Regions from separate parts of the Homo sapiens genome. Here regions 2 and 3 are each linked to region 1. A link is a loop called in an ENCODE intact Hi-C map of the cell type or tissue named here. Cell type or tissue: sigmoid colon. All regions are shown on one strand.

What was found. Hi-C counts contacts between places; a loop is a spot of excess contacts. Peaks named below come from ENCODE experiments on the same cell type or tissue, not always from the same donor. Only the 100,000 strongest peaks of a DNase experiment are listed, where the experiment ranks them.
Region 2: a loop joins it to region 1, with 2.8 times the contacts of the local background. A loop is called at or near these places in 3 of 110 quality-filtered maps.
Region 3: a loop joins it to region 1, with 12 times the contacts of the local background. A loop is called at or near these places in 2 of 110 quality-filtered maps.

The regions. Positions count from the first base shown.
Region 1 is chr5:168,082,549-168,090,548 of GRCh38, reverse strand. All of the region lies in intron 9 of TENM2 (teneurin transmembrane protein 2), which reads right to left. Among named protein-coding and RNA genes, the nearest start is that of MIR12125, 79 kb to the left of the region's middle. In sigmoid colon, no CTCF peak of the experiment used is centred here; DNase peaks (open chromatin) are centred at 4,038 and 4,345.
Region 2 is chr5:168,216,813-168,224,812 of GRCh38, reverse strand. It overlaps TENM2 (teneurin transmembrane protein 2), which reads right to left. Exons shown (of 31, transcript NM_001395460.1): 24 at 7,891-8,000; 25 at 5,814-6,688. Among named protein-coding and RNA genes, the nearest start is that of TENM2-AS1, 12 kb to the left of the region's middle. In sigmoid colon, a CTCF peak has its summit at 4,831 (motif pointing right); no DNase peak of the experiment used is centred here.
Region 3 is chr5:168,175,124-168,183,123 of GRCh38, reverse strand. The region is part of intron 15 of TENM2 (teneurin transmembrane protein 2); the gene reads right to left. Among named protein-coding and RNA genes, the nearest start is that of MIR12125, 13 kb to the right of the region's middle. In sigmoid colon, a CTCF peak has its summit at 4,909 (motif pointing right); DNase peaks (open chromatin) are centred at 3,733 and 4,823.

The DNA.
Region 1 (8,000 bases):
GCATGAGACAAGGTGTGGATGTGGTCCCATACCTGGTACCTTCCCCCCGAACCCATTTGTTAATGGAGAAAGACCTTTTTTGTAGCACATTTTGCTATGAACTTATCCAGGAAAACAAGAGCCGCAAAATGTGTAACAATAATAACAGTCATTATTTATTATGCTTTATAATTATTGCTACTATTAATACTTTTATTACTCTAGGCCACAATCTCTTGTCTGTTATCCTGAAATCCAAAGAGCTTTAACCCAAAGTTTTTTTCTTTTTGTTTGTATGTGTGCATCGTGTGTGTGTGTGTGTGTGTGTGTGTGTGTGTGTGTGTGTGTGTGGTGGGGGGAGTGGTATATGCTGTTGCTCCAGTCCCCCTCTGCATTATGTAATACAGAGGATATGCAAAGTATAACTTTTCCATAATCCTCCAAATTCTGAATTCCAAAATGTAATTGGTTTCCTGAGAGTTTCAGATAAGGAATTATGAACCCATGTTACCAGCTACCATTTTATTGATCATTTACTAGGAGAAATGGCACAGCAGAAGGGCTATGATGAGGGCTATGGAGCCTGAGAAAATCCTGAATGAGGTGCTTACTAGCTTCTCCTGTCTGTGCCTTGGTTTTCCCATTGGCAAACTGAAAATAAGAGTATCTATGTTATGGGGTTGTTGTGAGGATTCAGATAATATTTAGACAGTGCCTGGCACCCAGCAAACACAAAATACATGTTAGCCGTCATGATCGTTATTATCATTTTATTCAATTCTTGAAGAAACCCTGATTTGGTACCTATCTTGGTGTTATTTACATTCATATTTTACAGATAAGAAAGCTGAGGCTCAGAGAAGTCAAGCAACTTTTCTAAAGTCACACAGCTCCTAAGTGGCCAAGCAAAAATTTAGACATAGATTGGCTTGGTGTTTATGTTCATGCCCTTATAGTGCCTAGCCTTGGATAAACCAGCAATTAAAGTTTAACTTTGTTTCAGTGGAAACCAGGTTCAGAAATGGAAGTGATTAATGAGAGACAGAGTGGTCAACTAAGCCTACCAGGATAAGGGGATGGGGAGGTCAAACGGGACCCAAGAGAGGCCTGTTCTAAATAATAGATGAAATGCTGTAGCAGGCAAGTGGGAGCTATTGAAGACTCTTGAGCAGTGACTGATGTGATGAAAGGGATGTTTTAAGGAATTAGTTTGTAGGAAGGATATGAGATATTCTAAAGGGAGAAAAAATGAAAGTAGGAGGACCAATTAGGAAGTGATTGCAGAAACCCAGGGGTGAGGTGAAAAGGGTTTGATCAGGACAGTGAATGAGAAGCGGGGGACAACTTTGGAGGAACATTTCTAAGGAAGAGGTGACAGGGCTTGACCATGGGCTGGACAGAGATGATGAAGGAGAAGGCAAAGAGGACACCAGTGTTTCTTACTTGTTGACAAGAAAATCGATAAAACCCCAGTAGAACTGGACTAATCTTGTGAACTCTTGCAAAATCACTGCATAGAAAAGTCACTTGCATGCTGACTTCCAGAGAACATTCAAAGTGTAGGTTTTAGCCGATGAAAACCACCACTGTAGGATTAAGCAATCTCTCCACTTTCCCTTCCATAAAAAGGTTTTTATGGGTTACAGACATCAACTATAACCCCTTTTACGAACTTCACAGAATGAAACTCCAGGAATCTCCTAATGTGCCTTTCCCGTCGTCAGAATCGCTAGTTTTTCCACCTGAAATGTGATCACTGAAAACAAAAGACTCTATAATCTTAAACACAAAGGCTTTGCCATCAGACAAACCTGGGTTTGAATTCTGACTCTGTCACTTACTGTTCTTTGATGTTGGGCAAATCTACTTTTACCTTCTTCTTGGTTTTCATACCAGGGAATAATCACACCTAACATTCAGGGAGGTTATAAGGATGACATGAGATAATGCTTAGGGCAGGGCCAGGAAGATAACAACCATTTTATTAAGTACCTAGGGACTATGAGTCACCTACTTGCAAATCATAATGATTACGGACGAGCAGTGCGTGGTTCTAGTTTCACACGTGGGGCGCTGGTGACGGCCGCTGCTTAGAAGTTGAAATTTTCTCCATTTCTCAAGGAAATGAGTGTTTAGCTTCTCTCTACCCCATATCCCATTGGTCACAGCTGTCTTTGTGGGATAAAATAAATGATTTAAAGTGATATGACAAACTGATGCTGCTTTTGGAGACCTTTCTAATCAAAGCATTTGTTCCTTAGCAACCTCGAAAATGTCCAACTGCAAAGACCCATGTCTACAAATTGCTGTCAGCCAGAGGAATGGCTGTAACTTCCTTGGTGCCGAGGTGAGAAGGATCTACTTCATTTCGGGTCCAAGTAATCATCCCCATGAGGAAGAGTTTGGGGAAGGTGATTACTTGTGTGGGGCCATTGCTCATTACTAATTTGGGCATCAGTCATCTCTTGCCGAACCGCCTGACCAGCCAAGGGAAACAGAAATGGCTTAGGACTAGTGGCAGTGCTCACCGTCCAGCCCAGTAAATTACTCTAAGAAGAGGCATTTTTCAGGGGAAAGAGAAGACATCTATTTTGGCTGGCTCCTCAGAGTCCCCCTGCACAGAAGCACAGAGGGCAGTTTTCATTTAAGGAAGAATCGGCTAGCCAGGGGCTCTGGGAGAAGATCTTGACTCTGATATGATATGGTGTCTGATGTGTCTCAATCCTGTAGCCCTTTATTGTGCTTTATTATCTTCAAAGCACTTATTACCCCCTAAAATGATATAATTTATTTTTATGTGTGTTGTCTTTCTACTAAGAACATAAACTCCAGGAAGACAGGGGTTTCATCTGCAGGGTAGGGTGGTGAAGAGTAAGGACTTCAGAACTACTGCCCTTCTTCCTTCCCAGGTCAGGCCAAATGGTCCTCAAGATCATTTCTTTCTTTCTTTTTTTTTTTTTTGAGATGGAGTCTCGCTCTGTCACCCAGGCTGGAATGCAATGGCTTGATCTTGGCTCACTGAAACCTCCACCTCTCGGGTTCAAGCAATTCTCCAGCCTCAGCCTCCCGAGTAGCTGGGATTACAGGCACCTGCTACCACACCCGGGTAATTTTTTGTATCTTTAGCAGAGATGGGATTTCACTATGTTGGCCAGACTGGTCTCGAACTCCTGACCTCGTGATCCGCCCGCCTTGGCCTCCTGAAGTGCTGGAACTATAGGCGTGAGCCACCGTGCCCGGTCAAGATAATTTCTTATAGGACAACAGGACAGGATCACCCAGGAAAAGATGGTAGCATCTTCTGTTGGTCAAATTCCACTCTATTATGTGTAGGGTGTTTGTTTATCACAATTACCCAGGAGTGTCCCAGTTTATACCTCTTGTTCCTCCTTTCTATCTCAAAGTGCTCTAGAGTGCACATAGGGTCACTATGCATAGATTAACACGTGTCAAGCAGCATCACACAGCATCATTCACTGCTGCTATAACTTGGGCAAGGGCTAGAGGCTAGAAATGCAGGGAGGATAAACTGAGCCAGCCATGGAGACTGCCTTCCAGGATAGGGAGACTGGGGGCCAGTGAGAAGCTGGCTTGCAAGGAGGCCATCTGGTGTAGGGGAGCCTCTGCTCTCTAGGGTTCCTAAGCTGTAGCCTGGCCAGCTTGCTTGGCAGACTGGCTGACACTAGAAGGAGAGCATTTTCCAAAAGCTCAGGCCCTGGCCAGAGTTTCCTTTTCATCCCTCAACACTGGGAATTGATAACTCAGGCTTAGTATTGGGGACATCTGGCTCCTCTGTTCTAGGACCTCACTGTGATCAATTCGGGACATGGGGATGCTTTGGGAGACCAAACTGTGCCTCGTTGACTAAAGAGGTTACTCTGTAGTGGTCCTACCCATTAGGTCTGCAGAAGCTCTGGAAGGGGTTTAGGAGGCACATGACCAAATCCCAATAGAAGGATGTGTCTGTGCACCGGCTGGCTGCGGGAGGAAGTTTGCCTCCCAAAGCCGCTTGTGTCTCTTGCAGCCACCCAGAGGATGATAGCACAATAACCCAAAGTAAACACCACCTCTCCCCGCCCAGTTCTCTCCTTTTCCCTGGCCTCTGAAAAATAACCCACGTTGGCATGCAATGTGAAGGCTGTGCCTTTGAGTCATCAGTCATACCCCAAAGTGGCATGAAAATGCAACTTTTACGAGAGCTCGAGAGGCAAAGAAATAAACCATAGCAAATATTTGACTGATCCAATTATAAATCTCCCCACTTCTTGGCAGAGACTGAGGAGGAATGGTAATTAAGATAACTTAGTGGGTTTCCAGAGGAGCGGGAGGAGAGCAGCAGAGCCTAGACCGTGGAGCGGGGGCTGTTACTTTCCCAGAAGGGAAGGTGGCCACAGGCAGGGACCGGGCAGCCCAGAGATGCTTCTAGAAACCACATTGATACACACCTGCCAGAGAGGGCAAGGTTAAAGACAGACTCATTGCCCTTCGGGAAGATGTTATTACTGGGTCCAGGACCCCCCAAAAAGGGGGGATGACTTCATGCTATTTGGAACATTTTCTTGCTGAGGGTCAACACGAATGGGAAAAGCAATAAATGCTGACATTTCCCGGGGAAGCCTGCCACTCCCCTCACTCTGCACTGGCAGCATTGCTGGCCTCCTGACGATGTCTGATGTTGATTCTACCTCAGATGGCAGGGCACGCTCAGCAGTTGGTGGGATTGCAGGGAAGTGGCACATGTGAGCTAGGGCTGCTTGAAGCCACATGACCACAGGGTCTCTGGTCACATCCAGAGATGGTGGGAATGACTTAGCTGCAGTGGGTCGCTCACTCCTGGGGGCCTGTTCATTTCTTTCTGCCTCCAGCCAGGCCTGTGGCAAAGTGCGCCCAGCTGATTCCTCATTAAAGCTCAGCACAATTTCTTTGCTCTCCTTCAAAGGGGCTGAGTGCTCAGGGAAGGGGGAGGAATGACAGCTCCAGTGGGGGCTGGCTTCCCTGAGTGTGGCCTTGCCTGTCTTTTTCAGGACTCCCTGCTCAGTTCCTACTTACAGTATCTGAGTCACTTAACTAAATGCAATCGGCCCAGCTGCAGGCACCACTGCTCGGGCCACTATAAGAACCAGCCCCTGAGCTTCCGGACAGGAAACAGCATCTGCATTTCCAGACTGTAGCAGCTCATCATGCCAGGCTCCACAGGCAAGAATCAAGCAGATGGAAGCTACAGAGGAAACAAACAGGGTTCCCTGAAATCAGCAGCTGGGGAGAATTTATCTTACAAGGGTGGAATTCTTGATTCTTTCATTACATGTCCTCTTGCAGCAGCAGCAAAAGTAATAAAAAATAAGAGCCTATTTTTGCCTGGGCACTTGCTACATGCCAGGCATAATAGCAAATGCTGATGTGTGTTATCACATTTCATCCTCCCCAAAACCCTAGTCTCATCTCAGAAGAGAACAGTGGTTTCTAGAGAAGTTAAGGAATGGATCCAGTGCCATTGAGCTTGGTTGGTGGCCAAGCAAGGATTTGAAGTTGGATTTGCATGAGTTTTAACAATTTTGGGGGACACATCCATCTTTTCCAAGAACCTAGTTGTAGCTGCCAGCATATCTGGTGGCTGGCCTGGTTTGTTAAGGCCCCTCACAATGCCACTGAGCGGATAAGAAGGAGGAAGGAAGAACTTAGCAGTGCTAGGGTCAGACCTGGGCAGAGCAGGCTGGCCTGAGGACAGGGAGACATCACACTGGGGCAGAGAAAAAAGGGTGCCTGGAAAGGTCTGGATGGCTTTGCTGGGTGTTGGCTGTACTTGGTCTGTAAGTGGCTTTGGGAGCTGGCCCCTTCCCAATTCCCTAAACGCCACTCTACCTGTATGTTTTCCAGCCATACTGCTCTTCTCTCTGTTCCTGGAAGATGCCAAGCTCATCCCAGCCATAGGGCCTTTGCACCAGCCTTTCCCTCTGCCTGGCCTATTCTTTCTCCTGATCTCACAGCTGCTTGCTTCTTGTTAATCCTGCCTTTGCATAAATATCATGACCTAAGAGAGGGCTTCCCTGACTACCCAACTGAAATACCTCTATCAAAATGTAAATCAAAACCACAATGAGATACTATCTCACACAAGTCAAAATGTCTACCATTAAAAAGTCAAAAACAACATGCTGGCATGGCTGTGAAGAAAAGTGAACACTTACACACTGTTGATGGGAATGTGAATTAATTCAGCCACTGTGGAAAACAGTTTGGAAATTTCTCAAGTAACTTAAAACAGAACTACCATTCAACTCAGTAATCCTGTTACTGGATATATATCCAAAAGAAAACAAATCCTTCTACCAAAATGACACATGCACTCATATGTTCATTGCAGCACTATTCACAATAGTAAAGATGGGATCAACCTAGGTGCCTACCAAGAGTGGAAAAAGAAAATGTGGTACATATACACCACGGAATACTATGCAGTCATAAAGAATGAAATCATATTTTTTTCAGCAATATGGATGTAGCTGGAGGCCATCATTCTAAGGAAATAAATATAGGAACAGAAGACCAAACACTACATGTTCTCACTTATAAGTGGGAGCTAAGCATTGGGTATGCACGGAAATAAAGATGGAACAATAGACACTGGGGACTATTAGAGAGGGCGGAGAGGGAGGGGGCAAGGGTTAAAAAACTACTGGGATTTTTACTGTTGGTTAACCACTGGGTGCTAGGCTCACTACCTGAGAGATGGGGTCATTTGTAGACCAAACCTTAGCATCATGCAACATACCCAGGTAACAAACTTGCTCATGTACCTCTGAGTCTAAAAAAAAAGCTGAAATTATTTTTTTAAAAAACGTCTATTACTTCTTCTTGTTTCCAACCTCAGCAAAAACTCATGATTCTTTGAAAAAAAAACTTGCTACTGATTTACTAATTTAGAATTAATCTTCCCCCTTTTGGATATGAACTTTCTCCAACACTTAAGAGTGGGAGACTTGTCACTGGAGTTCCAAGATGGCCAAATAGGAAGAGCTCCAGTCTACAGCTCCCAGTGTGAGCATTGCAGAAGACGGGTGATTTCTGCATTTCCAACTGAGGTACCGGGTTCATCTCACTGGGGCTTGTCAGACAGTGGGTGCAGCCCACAGAGTGTACGCCAAAGCAGGGTGGGCATCACCTCATCTGGGAAGTGCAAGGGGTCAGGGAATTCCCTTTCCTAGCCAAGGGAAGCCATGACAGATGGTACCTGGAAAATCAGGACACTCCCACCCTAATACTGCGCTTTTCCAATGGTCTTAGCAAACGGCACACCAGGAGATTATATCCTGCACATGGCTCAGAGGGTCCCACACCAACGGATCCTCGGTTATTGCTGGCACAGCAGTCTGATATCCAACAGCAAGGTGGCAGCGAGGCTGGGGGAGGGGCATCCACCATTGCTGAGGCTTGAGCAGGTAAACAAAGTGGCCGGGAAGCTCGAACTGGGTGGAGCCCACTGCAGCTCAAGGAGGCCTTCCTGCCTCTGTAGACTCCACCTCGGGGGCAGGGCATAGCTGAACAAAAGGCAGTAGAAACTTCTGCAGACTTAAACATCCCTGTCTGACAGCTATGAAGAGAGTAGTGCTTCTCCCAGCATGGAGTTTGAGATCTGAGAACAGACAGACTGCCTCCTCAAGTGGGTCCCTGACCCCCTAGTAGACTAACTGGGAGACACCTCCCAGTAGGGGCCGACTGACACCTCATACAGCCAGATGCCCATCTGAGACGAAGCTTCCAGAGGAAGGATCAGGCAGCAACATTTGTTGTTCTTCAATATTTGCTGTTCTGCAGCCTCCGCTGGTGATACCCAGGCAAACAGGGTCTGGAGTGGATCTCCAGCAAACTCCAACAGACCTGCAGCTGAGGGTCCTGACTGTTAGAGGGAAAACTAACAAACAGAAAGAAGGAAAACTAACAAACAGAAAGGACATCCACACCAAAACCCCATCTGCATGTCACCATCATCAAAGACCAAAAACCACAAAGATGGGGAGAAA
Region 2 (8,000 bases), 130 kb before region 1:
GAGGAGGAAGGGGAGGAAGAAGGCGGAGCTATGAAGACATTTTGCTTGGAGGGTAAAAAAGAAGGGAAAGTGGCTCAACTCCTGCGGGTTACTCCCTTTGGACTGGGGAGAGGGAAAAAGCTGGCAGGGTCTGAGGGATGGGAACTGGAGCTTGTGCAGCGCGTGGGGATGGGGGGTCCTCAGAGAAGGATCCCTGTGGGGAGGGCCTGTGAGCGGTGGAAAGGACCGCTGTGGCCTGTTGGATGTTGTCGCTTAGGGCTTAGGATGACAACATCAAAGACAGAGAGCACTCAGGAAATGTTTTTGGAATAAAGAATTGCAGACCTGGCTCAGGCTTTCAGGGATCTGAGAAACTTTGCTTCTGGGAAGAACTAGAAGCAGTGAAGCTCTGCAGAAGTTTGAAAGCTGAGAGTGCAATCACATTAAGCTGTACACCGCGCTGCCTAAAGGTGTTGGGGGAGAGAGGAGGGAGATCTTGGAGCAGGAATGTCTGTGAGCTCAGGATCCACCGCTATCACTCGCCCAGGGCCCCAGGCATGGGGTGGCGCAGACCATGCACTCCCTGGAAAGCCCTGGTGTTGTAATCAGGGATGGGGACTTAGGTCTGCTAAATCAATAGGGCTCCTCTGTGCTTTCTTACCTGCTAAAGAAGCCACCTCTCAGGCAGGGGGACAAAGGTGCTATTTACAATAGTGACAAATTAGAACAACCTAGATGTTCCTTGATGGGAGATTCATTAAATAACTGATGATCTATCCATAAAGTAGAAACCTATGAAGCCATCAGGATCGACAACATGGGTTTCTATTTATTGGCATACACAAATCTACACGTGTTGAGTGGAAGTGTGGGGTACAAAATATACTCCCTTGACAGTAGCTTTTTTTTTCAGGGAGGGGTAAAAAATATCAGTATCTATATGGAGCAGAAATTCTCTGAAAATATAGACATTTAAATGTTAATGGTGGTTTTGCTGTATGGAATTTTGACGAATCTTCATTTTCTTCTTTGCATTTTCCCATAATTTAGAAATTACTTGTAATCAGCCGGGCATGGTGGCTTGTGCCCGTAATCAATCCCAGCACTTTGGGAGGCTGAGGCGGGTGGATCATGAGGTGAGGAGACTGAGACCATCTTGGCCAACATGGTGAAACCCTGTCTCTACTAAAAATACAAAAATTAGCTGGGCGCAGTGCCGTGTGCCTGTAGTCCCAGTGCTCGGGAGACTGAAGCAGGAGAATCGCTTGAACCTGGGAGGCGGAGGCTGCAGTGAGCTGAGATTGTGCCACTGCACTTCAGCCTGGCGACAGAGCAAGACTCCGTCTCAAAAAAAAAAAAAAAAGAAATTACTTGTAATCAATACTTTCATGTTTAATAAACAGAAACAAAAGGTATTTAAAACATCAGAAAACAAAGCAATTCTAAGTATTTGGATACGGGGTGTCTAGTGCGGTACTCAGTAACAGACAGTTTCTCCTCCTGCTGACAAGTACATTCTCTGGGACCAGGGCAAGGATTTTAATTCCAATCCACTGTAGTTTGGGGACACTTACAATGCATAGGCTGCTGAGTTTCCTTATGAGAGAAGTAGTAGGAATTGGAGTTTCTACTTTAGGGAGCAGAGCTTTAGGGTAGGGACTAGAATCTCATGGGCCAAAGGGAGAAAAACAGATTTTCTTTAACTTTTAAGAAGATTCGGCTGCCTCCAGCTCTACTTACTTCCCCCAAGGAACGTCTTCAGATGTAGGTCTTTTTGCAAATGACTGCATGTAGGAGTGAAGCGCTGTAAGTTCCAGCAATGGGATCTCAATGCCAACCCAATGGAACTGGCCCAGCCTTGGCTGGAGTGGGGCTGGAGGCTGCCTTTGAATTATGTAGTCAATAAATATTCATCAAGCACCTGTGATGTGCCAAACACAGTTCAAGGCACTGGAGATACGGCTGGGAAGAAAATGGAGCAAAATTCTTGCACTCATGCTAGCTGAAGAGGGCAAAACTAAACCAAGATAGAAAATAGACAGCATGTCAGATGGTGAGTAATAGGTGCTAAGGACTAAAATAAAGAAGGGAGGGAGTGGAGAAGGAGAGAGTATAGGGAGTAGAGAGTGTAATTTTAAGGACAGTACTGTTCTTTTCAGGAATACAGATGCATCTTCCCTAGTCTGGGAACTTAGCAGGCATGATAGGGTTTCCAAAAGGCATTCTGTATCAGCTCTATTTCTGCCCAGCTCTTCACTTCCCAGGACAAAGAGGAGAGAGAGGCAACTTTTAAAGGGGCCCATTCCAGCCTTCATGAATTGCATGGCAGCTTATTCTGTAAAATCACTCTTGAACCCCACACCATGGGAAGTCAACTTCCATCTTTTCCTTTGATCTGACATTTGCCCCTTCCCCAGTTGCTGGATTGGGAGAAGGAGTTGAACATGACTAAAGAGGCTCTTTATCATTTCTGTCTTCTGGAGGGCCTCTTTTTAAGGGTGATGTGTTTTTCTGCCCCTCTGAGCCCGAAGTTTGCTAAGGCAGACTCTGCTCCTGCAGGGGATGAGAGACCAGCAGGCAGCACTGGGAGGTGGGAAGAGAGCAGGAGAAATGCAAAGTGAGGTATTAAAAAGACCTAATGTGCAAGCTGCATTCTTCAATTCTGCTTTTCCAAAATAAGTCTCTATCTGTCTGACTCTTGTATCCACTCTACAGTTAGTTGAGTGAAACCTGAGGGGTAGGAAGGAGACAGAGGTGTGCTTAATAATTCCTCTCAAATCCCATTAGCCTATACTCTGAGTTAAACTTCTATATGCCAAGCGCTTTGCTAATTTCTAAAAATGTATTATCTCAGTGGATTAGCACAGGGCTCCTGTTGTTAATTTGCATTTTTATCCCCATGTAACAGATGAGACATTGAGGCTCAGAGAGGTTAAATAACGTGTCCAACGTCAATCAGTAAGCATGTGGCAGAGATGGACTCCACACCCCTGTCATCCTGGTCCTAAGACCTAGGAGCTTTCTGGTATAAGATGCTGCCTTTTGGGGAAGACTGTGAAAACCTGAGTTCCCTCAGGGATGAAACTAAATCAGGATACTTCTTCTATCAAGACCCAGTGGCCTGCATCTGGGGAAATCTTAATTCCACGGTTGGATGTCCTGGAAGTTTCTGGAACTGGCTGATCATAAAATGGGTCCAGGAAGATTCGATAGTGTTATTTTTTCCTACCCCTTTCTCTCTCCTGCTTCCAGAGTCATTGATAGGCTGGTCTTATTGAGTTACATCTTCCCAAAAATTCAGGGACAGTTCCCATGTGGAGTCTGAAGGTGGAGTTACAAATTCCATTCATAGCCCTGCTTTACAACGCTAGTGTGCAATGCAAAGAACGCTGGGCTTGGAGATCTGGATTCCAGTCCTGCTTCACTACCAACTCCCTGTGTGGTCTTAGGGGAGTCACTTCGATTCTCTGAGCCTCAGTTTCTTTATCAATAAAATGGGGATAATCAAATCCATATTTAGACAGTCACTGTGACAACACGGCAGATAAATGGCTTCTGTACCTCATGTTCTATGCAGAAAAAAAAGATATGGCCACTCTTCTCACCTATAGGGGGATTTGTACTCTGCCCCCTGTAACAGAGTGGGAAGAGAGGAATCCCCCTAAGGAAGCTCTCACTGAAGGACAAATCATTTTCTTTCTTTCTTTTTCTTTTTTTTTTTTGAGACAGAGTGTTGCTCTGTCGCCCAGGCTGGAGTACAGCTGCGTGATCTCAACTCACTGCAACCTCCACCTCCTGAGTTCAAGTGATTTTCATGCCTTTGCCTCCTAAGTAGCTGAGACTATAAGTATGCACCACCATACTTGGCTAACTTTTGTATTTTCAGTAGAGATGAGGTTTTTCCATGTTGGCCAGGCTGGTCTCAAACTGCTGGCCTCCAGTGATCCTCCTGCCTTAGCCTCCCAAAGTGCAGAAATTACAGGCATGAGGCATCACTCCCGACCAGGACAGACTTTTCTAGTAGCCTCACAGCCTCTGTGTGGTTTTCTTCATCACCCTTTCTCTAAAGTTTTGGCTAAGGCTATGCAGTGTTGGTCTTGACCACACTGCCCTGACAGGAGGTGAAGTTATGTCTGATTTTTAAGTTGGCTGTGTGTCTTCCAATTGGCTGATCATGTGCCAAAAGTGCCATAAAACAAAAAGAACTCACCATCTTTTCAGGTAGAAAAGAAAACCCTATACATTTGAACCCCACAATGGAGAATTTGTGATCACTGGATTTATCTACATTATGAAAAAAAGGGCAGCTTATCAAATTAAGATAAAAAAATTCAGTTTCAATGTAACTTCTGAACATTTTAAAACACAATTACGAGTCATGCCTATGTTTTCATTAAACTAGGGACACTTTCTGGAAAATACTTTCCCTTTTAGAGTTCAGATCTGTGGATGCACTTGAACCCAAGCTTCTTTATGACAGTCTGTAAACCAGGCCCAGTTCAGGCTGGCCTCCCTGAGAGGGATGTTTTTTCCCCCTCTTTCAGGAGAGCCAACAAATTGTTTCTGAAATGCATTAGGTCTTTGGTTGAAACTGTCAGAAAGGAAGATGAAAATCTCGGAGGTGTTTGGGTGAGTGTATAGCTTCAGCCTAATTCGGTATGAGAGCCAAGGACAGCACTCGGATGGTACCCTCGAGGGCAGAATCACTGGCTGGTAAAGTTTGATCAAAACTACAGTGTCCTGAAGGGTATTAAGATGCTTCAGAAATCTCAAGCATCGTTAAGGTGCTTGAGAAAGAGTTGCCCAAAGAAGAAAGTCAGAACCAGGGGAAGCAATTCTTCTGCAATGCACTAAATATCCAGCAGGTGGCAACAGCTTCCTTTTACATTCTCCCAAGACCATTGGCATACAAACAGGAAGTAAACATTGCCGGGTTTAGGAATGATCAACAATGAGGTTTTCTGTTCTCCCTCTTGTCCCCCGCTTTTTTTTTTTTTTTTTTTTTTTTTGCTGTGCCAACTCTCCCTAACTTAACTACATTCTGAGCTAGCAGCAGCATCCAGACAAAACACAAGCAAGGACTCCAAGTACACAGGGGTTAACACACTCCTTCATCACCTAGGAGAGCCAGATATTTATAAATTCTGCTCCAGTCTCAGCCAGCCACTGGGAGAATCATGCCTAGTAACTTCCTCCAACCAGCATCCCACCATTAGTACCTACAGCAGCAGACACTTTGACCAAGAACTGCCTGCAGGAGCTAGGAAAAACAGCTTTTTGCAAAACAAGCGTCAGGACTATTAAGTATGAGATAATTGTTAGGGGAAATATGACCAGCTCTCGCATCTTTTAATATACCTAATGCTTTATCTGTATCGATCTGCTTCTGCTAAGGAGGAAATTCAGAGTTTATCTACCTGTCTGTGCAATCAAGTGTGTTGCTGGACCTATTGGCAAATTACAGGAACCCCACTGGGATCTTGCCTTTTAGATTCTAATTTCCGCACCCATGGCAAACTTGAATAATCAGCAAAGTTAATCAACATTTTACCTCCCAGGTGCTGTGCATGTCCAATATCCTGAAATTTGAACGGCAAGCAGGCAACAGGAATTCCCAACTCTAGTAGGGAGGATGCTCAATATCAGAGATCCATTAGAGCAAATCATTTCAGAGTCAGGGAGAGGGGACATGAATGTCTTGAGGCCATAAGACATCATTAAAGTTAGAAAGACAACGTGACAAAGCAATTTAAAAAGCTACACAAGCGACCCAGTCCTAATGCCAGCTAGGGCAAGGGAAGGGCTCTTCAGAGATGCTTTACAAACCCACTTACTCATAGAAAGTCGTCCATCCTGTTTCATCGCTCTTGGTGGCCAGGAGCCCAGTGTTGCCATCATAGGTCATGAGACCAAGCTCCAGGTTCTGTGTGGACACGACTTTGAGGCCTCCATTGGTGCCCACGGTGAGGGTGATGATCTGGTTGTCAGGCATGAGCAGGTGACGGGGCATGCCACTGCTGTCCCGACGGATCTTCAGGGAATTCCCATTATTGTCAATCAATTCAGTGACATCATTGTCAGTACTATATGTGAAATTGTACAAGTACTCCCCTGTCACCAGGCTCACAGTGTATTGGTGGATGCCATCAGCGTTGAAAACATATAACTCCTGCTCTCCGGGGGATGCAGCCTCATACTGGTTGAAGGCATTAAGAACAGGCTTGTTCTTGCTGACCGCCCTGATCCGAATATTTCCAAGGTCTGCAATGTAAATGGTACCATCTGGAGCTACAGCTAAGGATGATGGGGAATTCAAGATGGCATCAGTCGCGTAGGCATCATCTCCTGAATAGCAGTTGCAATTGACATCGTTTTTGCAGTCGCAGTCCGAGGCTGCCCCAGCTAAAAGGCAGATCTCCCCGTTGGTTGTTACCTGGCGTAGACGGTTAATCTTCTTCTCATCTGTCTCAGTGATGTAGAGGACCCCAGTGTGAGAAATGGCAATGGCACTGGCTGACTCCAGGGCAGAGTGAATGGCTAGTTTGCTGAGTGAGTAGTCAATGCCAGGAACTTGGCAGTGCATGGGGCGTCCCGCAATGATGCTGACTTGGTGGTTCTCGGTGATTCGAAGGATGACATTGTTCTCTAGAACATACAAGGAGTTATCCATGGGATTGACAGCAAGGTCTGTTGGCCACTCCAGACGAACCTGTGGATGACGTGGTATCAGATTAAAGAACAGCCTTTAATATGTCCAACGTTTAACCGTACGGCACTTACTGGTTTTATATATCTAGGAAAAAAGACAGCTTTTTAATAACACATTGTATTAGAAATGCTCTTCATTGAACCAGCTGCTCATTGCCCATGATGAGTGGGTGTGATGGAGAAGAAGAGATAATATAATATATATTTTCTACCGTGTCACCTGCCATGACCAGAACAGGCCATCAGCTCTACCTATGATGCTGCTTCTCAGCTCCAGATGGCTGGACCAGCATCAGAGCTGTTACATATGGTTGCACAGGTAGTTCACTGCACAAGAGACCATGCCATCCAGCCCATACTCTGCTCTCCAAGCAGACGCCTACGGAAGCTATGTACATTTAGAGGCGGCACCTGTATCTAATTCACAAAAAGGAGCCATGTGACTTGGAAGATGGCTCTGATCCAAGGGGAGCCAAAGTGCAGGCTCTCCAGCAAACTACAACTTGAGTGTCTGCTTTAAAAAATAAACGGAACCGAACGCATCCTTCCTCTATGGAATTTGAAATAAAAATCTCAGTAGCAAGTTGTCTGTTGTGGAACTTGAGCTGAAATTTATGAGGCTCGCCAAGGGTTGAAAAGGCCGTTATAGAAAGGCTGAACGTATATTCCAGGCTGTCTGAGAACAAATGCTGTATATTTGAGTGAGCCTCTGTTCTCTGCCTCTCTAACAGCCCAAACTAAACACACACTTTGGGTGATATTGTAGAGGGCTCTGCTCTAGTTACTACTGCACAAAGTAAAGGTTTATATAGTGAGGATGCAGTCATTTCAGATTAAAGGGGAAGTTCTGATTGACATATAACACTGTACAGTACATTCTCAAACCTGCAATAATGATGGAGAAGGGAGGTAATTACAGAGCAGCTTCTACCCTGTAATCTGCCACGGCTGGAGTGTGTCACCAGTTCCACTTTTCTCAACAGTTTTCCCTCTCTCTTGCTCTCTCTCTCTCTCTCATACCTATCTGACATTTTCCACTCCATCTTACTGTTTAGCTCATCTCAGGCTTTCTCCAAACAACCCCGTGATCTGTATCTGTATCTCTCCCTCCCATTCCACTTCCAAACCAAACAGGAAACAGGTAAGAACCTCAGGCCAAGGGGCAGGTGTTGCTTAGTGAAGAGAAATAAGAAAGAGTCTCACCTGGGCTACATCCATGCTGGAATCACAGCTCAGCGGCCGGACGGCAGTGAGGTCATTGGAGCCCAGCAGGGTGGAGATGATTCCATTCTGGTCAACCTTCCGGATCATGG
Region 3 (8,000 bases), 93 kb before region 1:
GGGCGGTGGCTCACGCCTGTAATCCCAGCACTTTGAGAAGCCGAGGCGGGTGGATCATGAGGTCAGGAGTTCAAGACCAGCCTGGCCAACATGGTGAAACCCCATCTCTATTAAAAACTACAAAAATTAGCCAGGCATGGTGGCGCGCACTTGTGGTTCTGGCTACTCGGGAGGCTGAGGCAGAAGAATCGCTTGAACGCGGGAGGCGGAGGTTGCAGTGAGGCCCAATTGCATCACTGCACTCCAGGCTGGGTGACAGGGTGAGACTCTGTCTCAAAAAAAAAAAAAAAAAAAAAAAGAGCACCCTGAAGGGGAGGAACAGGGATCAGGGCTCACGTGGGTCCTAGTCTGGACTGAGGTGCTCCTCCCAGTTAGCATTGCTGACTCTGGCCAGTCCCTGACACTTGGGGAGCAACTTAGAAAATTTCAAGGGAGTCATCCCAAAGCTCAGGGCCCGCTGAGATGCAATGCTTGGTCCCTGCCCTGCCCCATTTGCCCAGGGTGGTACTGGACTTTTGGCTCAGTTTGAAAAACAGCAAACAAACACGGGCTTTAGAATTAGAATGGTCTGGCTTTAAAACCTGGTCTATTATTTATCAGCTGTGTCATCTTGGGCACGTGACTGAATTCCTGTGGCTCAGTTTTCCAATCTATAGAATGGACTTAATAATGCTGACTGCACTGAAATGCACAGAGGTGCTCTAAGAAGGTGCGTGTGAAATGAGATGATGAATGTATAGCACTTAAGATGGAGGCAAAGCTCAATACATGAAGGTTATTCTTAATGATATTTCCTGCTCTCCACGAGAGAAAGGTACTGTTCCATTTGCATTTTACCCTACGCCTGCTGACAAGTTGGAAGTGAGGATAATTGAAAGTATTTGGGCTTGATGTAACTAAGAAGTGAAAGGAATAGGCAAGGCTGACTTGATTTAACCTGGCAATATGAGATTAGTTCTTCATTGCCTCTGTAAGGTCTCCTGCATTGCGAACCTTTTAAAGCAATAGATTGGCTGACAGGATGCTCGTTTGGAAGGTTTCACCTGCCATTAATACCCTGGCTGCCTGATGAACCGTCGCTCCTCAGGCATCCTCCTTCCCTGCACAGAGCAACGGCCATTCTCAAATATTGCAAGAAGTAAAACTGGGCTGGGTGCGGTGGCTCACGCCGGTAATCCCAGCAGTTCGGGCGGCTGAGGCAGGTGGATCACCTGAGGTCAGGAGTTCGAGACCAGCCTGACCAACATGATGAAACCCCGTCTCTACTAAAAATACAAAAATTAGCTGGGTGTGGTGGTGCACACCTGTAGTCCCAGCTATTTGGGAGGCTGAGGCAGAAGAATCGCTTGAACTCGGGAGGTGGAGGTTGCAGTGAGCTGAGATTGCATCACTCCACTTCAGCCTGGGTGACAAAGCGAGACTCTGTCTCAAAAAAAAAAAAAAAAAAAAAAAAAGAAGTAAAACTGTATTTGCACTCCTTCTGGAAGAAGACCTGTTGGAAGTTTTCCTCCTACTTCTTGCCAACTCTTTTGGTCAGACTCTGACTTCCAAGTCCAGAGATCGTTGTACCAAAGCACCTTCTGGCCTTTCTTATGACTTAGTCATGGAAGATGAATCATGTCTGACCAGAGATCTGGCAGAGAGGAGGCCCCAGTGAAAGCTGTTTGCTGGCTTTTCTACTCTTTAGGATGGATGTGGGAAAAAAAGCACGGGCTGCTTAAGAAAATCAAGGCTCTGCTACCAAAGGCAGAAATCTGATTCAGGTAAGGCCTCTCTTTAATAGACTGTACCTTGAAGCCACTGGGGGAAATGTTTGACAAGGGGATTATAGTGTTGTCCAGTTATTTTTAAAAAATGGTTCTTCACCAGCAACTAATGGACAAAAACCAAAAACAAATGCCATCAACAAAACCTTTTAAACCAATGCTTCTCAAATTCTAATGAGCATCACAATCACTCAGGGACCTTGTTAAAATGTAGATTCTCATCCCGTGTCCTAAGGTGGGGTTTGAGAGCCTGCATTATTTATGAGCTCCCAGGTGATGTCTATGTTGTTGCTCTGAGCACCGTATTTCCAGTGGCTAAGCTTTAAACCAGCGTTGCTGAAGGTGTGCTCCCTGACTACCTGCTCCGGTATGGTGTTAAGATGCCATCAACCCAGACGTACTGAATTCCTGAGACTAAATATTGGGAACCTGCATTTTTTTTTTTTTTAAATTTTAAGATGGAGTCTCACTTTTGTTGCCTAGGCTGGAGTGCAATGGTGCCATCTCAGCTCACTGCAACCTCTGCCTCCTGGGTTCAAGTGATTCTCCTGCCTTAGTCTCCTGAGTAGCTGGCATTACAGGCGCCCGCCACAATGCCCAGCTAATTTTTTTATTTTTATTTTTAGTAGAGACAGGGTTTCACCATGTTGGCCAGGCTGGTCTCGAACTCCTGACTTCAGGTGATTCACCCGCCTTGGCCTCCCAAAGTGCTGGGATGACAGGTGTGCACCACTGTGCCTGGCTGGGAATCTGCATTTTAAAGAAGATTCTCAAGAATGATTATTTTGCTCACTAAAGCTTGAGACCTCTGTTCTGAGTGACTGAGAAAAAGCCTTCAAATATCCACAGCAGTACAGCTGAGGGGCTACAACAGTTTTTCCAAACTCTGTCTCCTGCAGGATGTTAATACGCATTCCCTGAAACACAAAAGTGGAGGTGGGAGGGGAGGATCTGCCATCAAATGTAATTTGGGAGTCAGTTAAACGAAGTTAAACTTTACAGCAGGACTTCCTGGAGGCTTTGATATATGGATACACGTTATGAGTCTTTAATATTGTCATGGAGTACGCAGCATTTCCTGACCATGGACCCTTCTGGCTCCGAGCCTCTCCCTGCAATTGCATCTAGTGCCATGCACGTTGGAAAACAGTTCATGAGAACATAGGGCTCTAGGTTTGGGGGCTTTGTTCTTGGAAGGACCAGCCATACCTCCATCTACTCAATAGTCACAAGTGGCAGTCTCATCCTTGATTGACTTCCTATAAAGTGCAGGGCTTTTGGTGATCAGGCCCAACACAAACCACGTCGGTACTACTAGCATATCAGTTCAGAGCCCCTGTCCTCCAGCTCCCAGTGTCTCCCAAGGCCAGTGCATTTTAGAGTGGGGACCCTGTGCTAGGTGACAACATCCTGGCGTCAGCAAGACAATGGAACATTAATGGCAACCATGTCTAATGAGAACCAATGGTTGGTGCTCAGGAGGAGCTTCCTGGGTGCCTGGCACTGGGTTAGGTACTTTAAACGCATGCCTTTATTAAGACACCACCAGAATCCTGGGTGCTATTAACATCATTATTTACAGGTGAGAAATGGGAGACTTCGAGATTAAATAATTCACCTATGGTCACCCTGTTTTTAAGTGGTAGGACTGGGTTTTGGACCCTGTTTGCTGCACTCTGGAACGAAATCCTACACAAAGCTGCCATGTAAGGTTGTGTGACTGTTATGCTGAGTGTCCAACACACAGGAGCCTGTTGTACCCTCTGCCATGACATGTTTGTACAAGCATGTACATATGAGCTCTTTTATCTAAGACAGTTAGTGAGAGTAACCATTTACATACCTAGTACAGGGTGATTTATGTTTTGGGAAACTGGGCAGCAGAATGTTTTGGCCAGCCCTCTGCCCCAGCTCCTAGCTTCATCCAGTTCACACTTTTGACTTAAGTTTACAATTAAGTGCTTGGCCCTCTGCCAGCCACTTAAGTCCCTCTGTGCTTGCTCAGCCTGTGCTGTGCTTCGATCCAGCCAGCATCCAGTCATGCTCTCAAGAACCCTTTGTGGTGGGTTCTATGATCCTCATTTTGCAGATAAAGAAACTGAGGTTCATAGAGCTTAAGGGCCTTGCCCAAGGTCACAGTGCTAGTAAATGATGGAGAAGTGATTCATGATTCACATGTTGGTTGTCTACCTCAAAGCTTCTTTTTTTTTTTTTTTTTTTTTTCAGGCAGAGTCTCACTCTGTTGCTCAGGCTGGGGTGCAGTGGCTCGATCTCGACTCACTGCAACTTCTGCCTCCTGGGTTCAAGTGATTCTCCTGGCTCAGCCTCCCAAGTAGCTGGGATTACAGGCACCCTTCACCATGCCTGGCTAACTTTTGTATTTTTAGTAGAGATGGGGTTTCACCATGTTGGCTAGCCTGGTCTTGAACTCCTGATCTCAAGTGATCCATCCGCCTCGGCCTCCCGAAGCCTCTTGACTTCTGGAATTACAGTGCTGGAATTAAAGTGCTGGGATTACAGGCGTGAGCCACCATGCCCAGCCTCCTCCAAAGCCTCTTGACTTCTGTTCTCGGTTTTTCACAGGGGGCTGGAAGCAGTCACAGCCATATATAGGTACCCTCTGAATGTCACAGGACTTATGAAGGGAAATACTGAAGCTTCAGAAGACATGTTCATTTCTTAGTTGTTTTTTCTGTCTCTTTCCCCTTCCTTCTTTTCCTCTCCCTGTCCCGCCCCTGCTGACTCTCAACCCAGAAAGGGCCTCTGGGAATCATCTCATTTGATCAGAAATTTCCCACCTTGGACAGCCTCTGACAGGCCTCTCTGGCACAGTCTCACCCTTGTTAGCCTAGAGCCACGTTTTTTATACCTGGGGGATTTCTATCCTGGCTGCAGCTGTCTCCCCACTTTGCTGTTACAAAAACCACTGGCAACAGAGAGCAGGGGCCTCTGCTCTTGGCCTCTGATTTCCCCAAATGCTTGCCCTCTGCCTGCTGTTCCTGGCCTCTCGCTGCCTGGTCTACCCTGCTCTGTTCCTCATCAACCTCCATTTCAAAGAGCCCACTGACAGGTCACACAGAACTGAGCCGACGGCCAGTGCAGCCGAGGCCCGGCAGGGGGTGGCAGCCTGGTGCCAGACAGTGACCTGCTGGGGCCCTCAGAAAGAAAAGGGGCTGTCACCACCGACACCTCAGAGCAACAAGGTGAACAGTTACTTTCCGCCTGAGGGGAGACCTTGTCCCTGGGGGGAAGATGGGAGGCTTGGCCCCAGAGTGGAGAGGATTAGTAGGGGCGCATGATGCTTCTCCTTCTGCTGCATAAAGAAATGCCCCAGACTGCCAGCTGGGAGAAGGGCCCGGACTTGGCTATTCTACGAGCTTCCTGTGGAATTAGAGGAGTTGGAAGTACTAATTTCTAAACGGTGTCATTCCTAAACGTGGCTGCTGCCATGTTCCAAGCACTGTGCTTAGCACTCGCTGGAGATTTTCTCGTTTATTTTGTTTTATACTTATTTATTTTGAGAGATGAGGTCTTGTGCTGTTACCCAGGCTGCAGTGCAGTGGTGCAATCTTGGCTCACTGCAGCCTCAAATTCCTAGGTTCAAGAGATCCTCCTGCTTCAGCCTGCTGAGTAGCTGGGACTATAGGCACCCACCACTGTGCCCAGCTAATTTTTTAATTTTTTGTAGAGACAAGGTCTTGCTATATTGACCAGACTGGTCTCAAGTTCCTGGGCTCAAGCAATCCTCCTGCCTCAGCCTCCCAAAGTGCTGGGATTACAGGCATGAGCCATTGTGCCTGGCTGTCATTTAATCTTCGCATCTACTCTATGGTGTAGATAATAGGAATTAGTATCATACTGCCAATTATGATCACGGGATCTAGAGGCAGCTGATCTGTGTTCAACCCCAGGTCAGCAAAATATTGGCTGTGTGGCCTTGGGCTAGTTACTTTACCTCTCTGAGTCTTGGTTCCTTCATCTGTAAAATAAAAATAATCACACCAGCTTAATAGGGCTGTTGCAAAAAAATCAAATAAACTGTATGCAGAAGGACTTGTTGTATAGTAACCATTTGTTTACTTCCACTTTTCAGATGGAGAAACCCAGTCCTAGAGAGGGTCAGTTACTTGACTAAGGTTGGGCAGCTGCTGGTGGGTGGGGAAGCTGGGATTCACACGCAGCTGGCCCAGCCTTAGACTTGCTGTTCTTCTCCCCTACTCTATGCTTCTCCAGCAAGCTGTAGTTTGGGAGGTCGGAGTTCACCCAAGAACAATCTGCAGCTGCCTCTGCCTTTCCTCTTGTTTTAAAGGAGGATTATGAGGCTTGCATACCTACTGCACCAACCCATACGAAGTCAATGAACAGGATGAGGCCAAGTCAATAATACAGATGAAGAGCAGTACAACCATGTCTTCATGCCTTACTGAAAAGCAAAGATGTATTTTATATCTGGATTTTCTTTGCACTGATAAAACGATATCAGCGGTATATAGTGACTTGGGTGTCACTGTATGCATGTTTTTTGAAATCCTAAAATGAAATGTATTTATCTCCCAATCATCTATTGAATAAAAGACAATTGCTTCTGATCCCAAACACTTCTCGTGAAAGCTTTTACTCATTCAATTCGTGTAACAATGAGTTGACCAAGGCAGACAAGGACCCTGTGATTATGGCCCTAGATTCTAGAGGGGGAAAATAGACAATAAACAATGAATGCATGATGGAATTACAGTGACAGTGTTCTGAAGACACTAAGTAAAGCAAGGTAAAGGGCTGGACAGTGATGAAGGAGGGGATTTTCTGCTTTAGACAGGGAGGGCAGGGAGGGCTTCTCTAAAGAAGTGATGTTCGTGTAGAAACCTAAACGAAATGAGGAAATGAGTCATGGAAACATCTGGAAGAAGAACACTCTGAGCAGAGGCAACAGCAAGTGCAGAAGCCTAGGGTGAAAGTGTATCTGTGAGTTGTAGGAATGGCAAGATGGCAGGTATGGCAGAGAGAGGACGAGGAAGAGAGAGAGGAAATGAGATCAGCATGGAAGCAGGGACTCACTAATGCAGAGCAATGGAAGCCACTGCGGCAACCTGGGTGCCATGCTACGGGAGATGAGAGGCCCTGGCAAGGCTTGAGCAGGGGTGTGATAGGATCTGACTTCTGAAAGGATTCTTCTAGCTGCTCTGTGGGGAACAGATTAGAAGCTGGAGGACCCATAGTCCAGCGCAGAGAAGTTGTTGGCATGATCTGAGTGGAGGTGGAAAGCTATTAAGAAATCATGGCCTTAAGGATTAAGAGTAGGGAATGGAGAGGCCAGGTAAGGGGGCATCCCAAAATCTGTGTGGCAAGATGCATAGACAAAGAGGGCATGTCAAAGGCCTATGCAATGGCCTCCCTGGCAGACGGTGTGCTAGTTGGGTAGTGATGATATTAGTGTTGCTCGTCAAAGGGCTAAGACTTTGAGTGATGGACCCCAGGTAGGCTGGGGTTTTCTCCCTGGTTCTACACTCCCTGAGCCACAAGCTTTCTGAGTGAGCATGGCAGAAGTAAGAGCAGGAGAAGCTTGCTCCGGGGACTGCTGTTTCTCTTTTCTGCATCTGTCTTCTCCATGGATTCCTCTTTTCCAGCATAACCCCAGACACCTAGTGGCTTTGGACTCTGGCACACCTGGCATAAAAATACTTTCAGAAAAAGGGTCTGAGAGAAGAATGAACAAGACATTTAGAATCAAAAGAACTGGGCTCCAATCCCAGCCCTTCCACTGTTTGACTCTGGGCAAGTTAACCTCTAGGCCCTCAGCTTCTTTGTTAGTTAAATGAAATCCTCTAAATGTCAGCAATGAATGCAAAGATTTTTGTAAGCCTATGTGGCTAAAGGGAACATGACAGTGACCCACCCAGCTTGGGGGTCACCGGTTCATGACCTCTGAGGGAAGACAGCACTCATTCCAGAGCCAGTGGGGATGAAATTGAGGGAAATGTATTATAACAGGGACCAAAAGATGGGTTCCTGATTTTGAAATGTATGTATTATTTGAAATGATGAGTTTTTGATTGGAAGGCAGTGTATGTTTTTAGAATCTCTGAACTCACATCATACAGGGAGATGCAAACACTTAGAGCAGCCATTTAAGTAAAGGGGCATTAAGTTGCTGTCTATAAACTTTCTAGTCAAACCTTACAACAGGCCAATGAAGTTGATATCATTGTTTCCAGTTTACAGATGAGAGAACTGAGT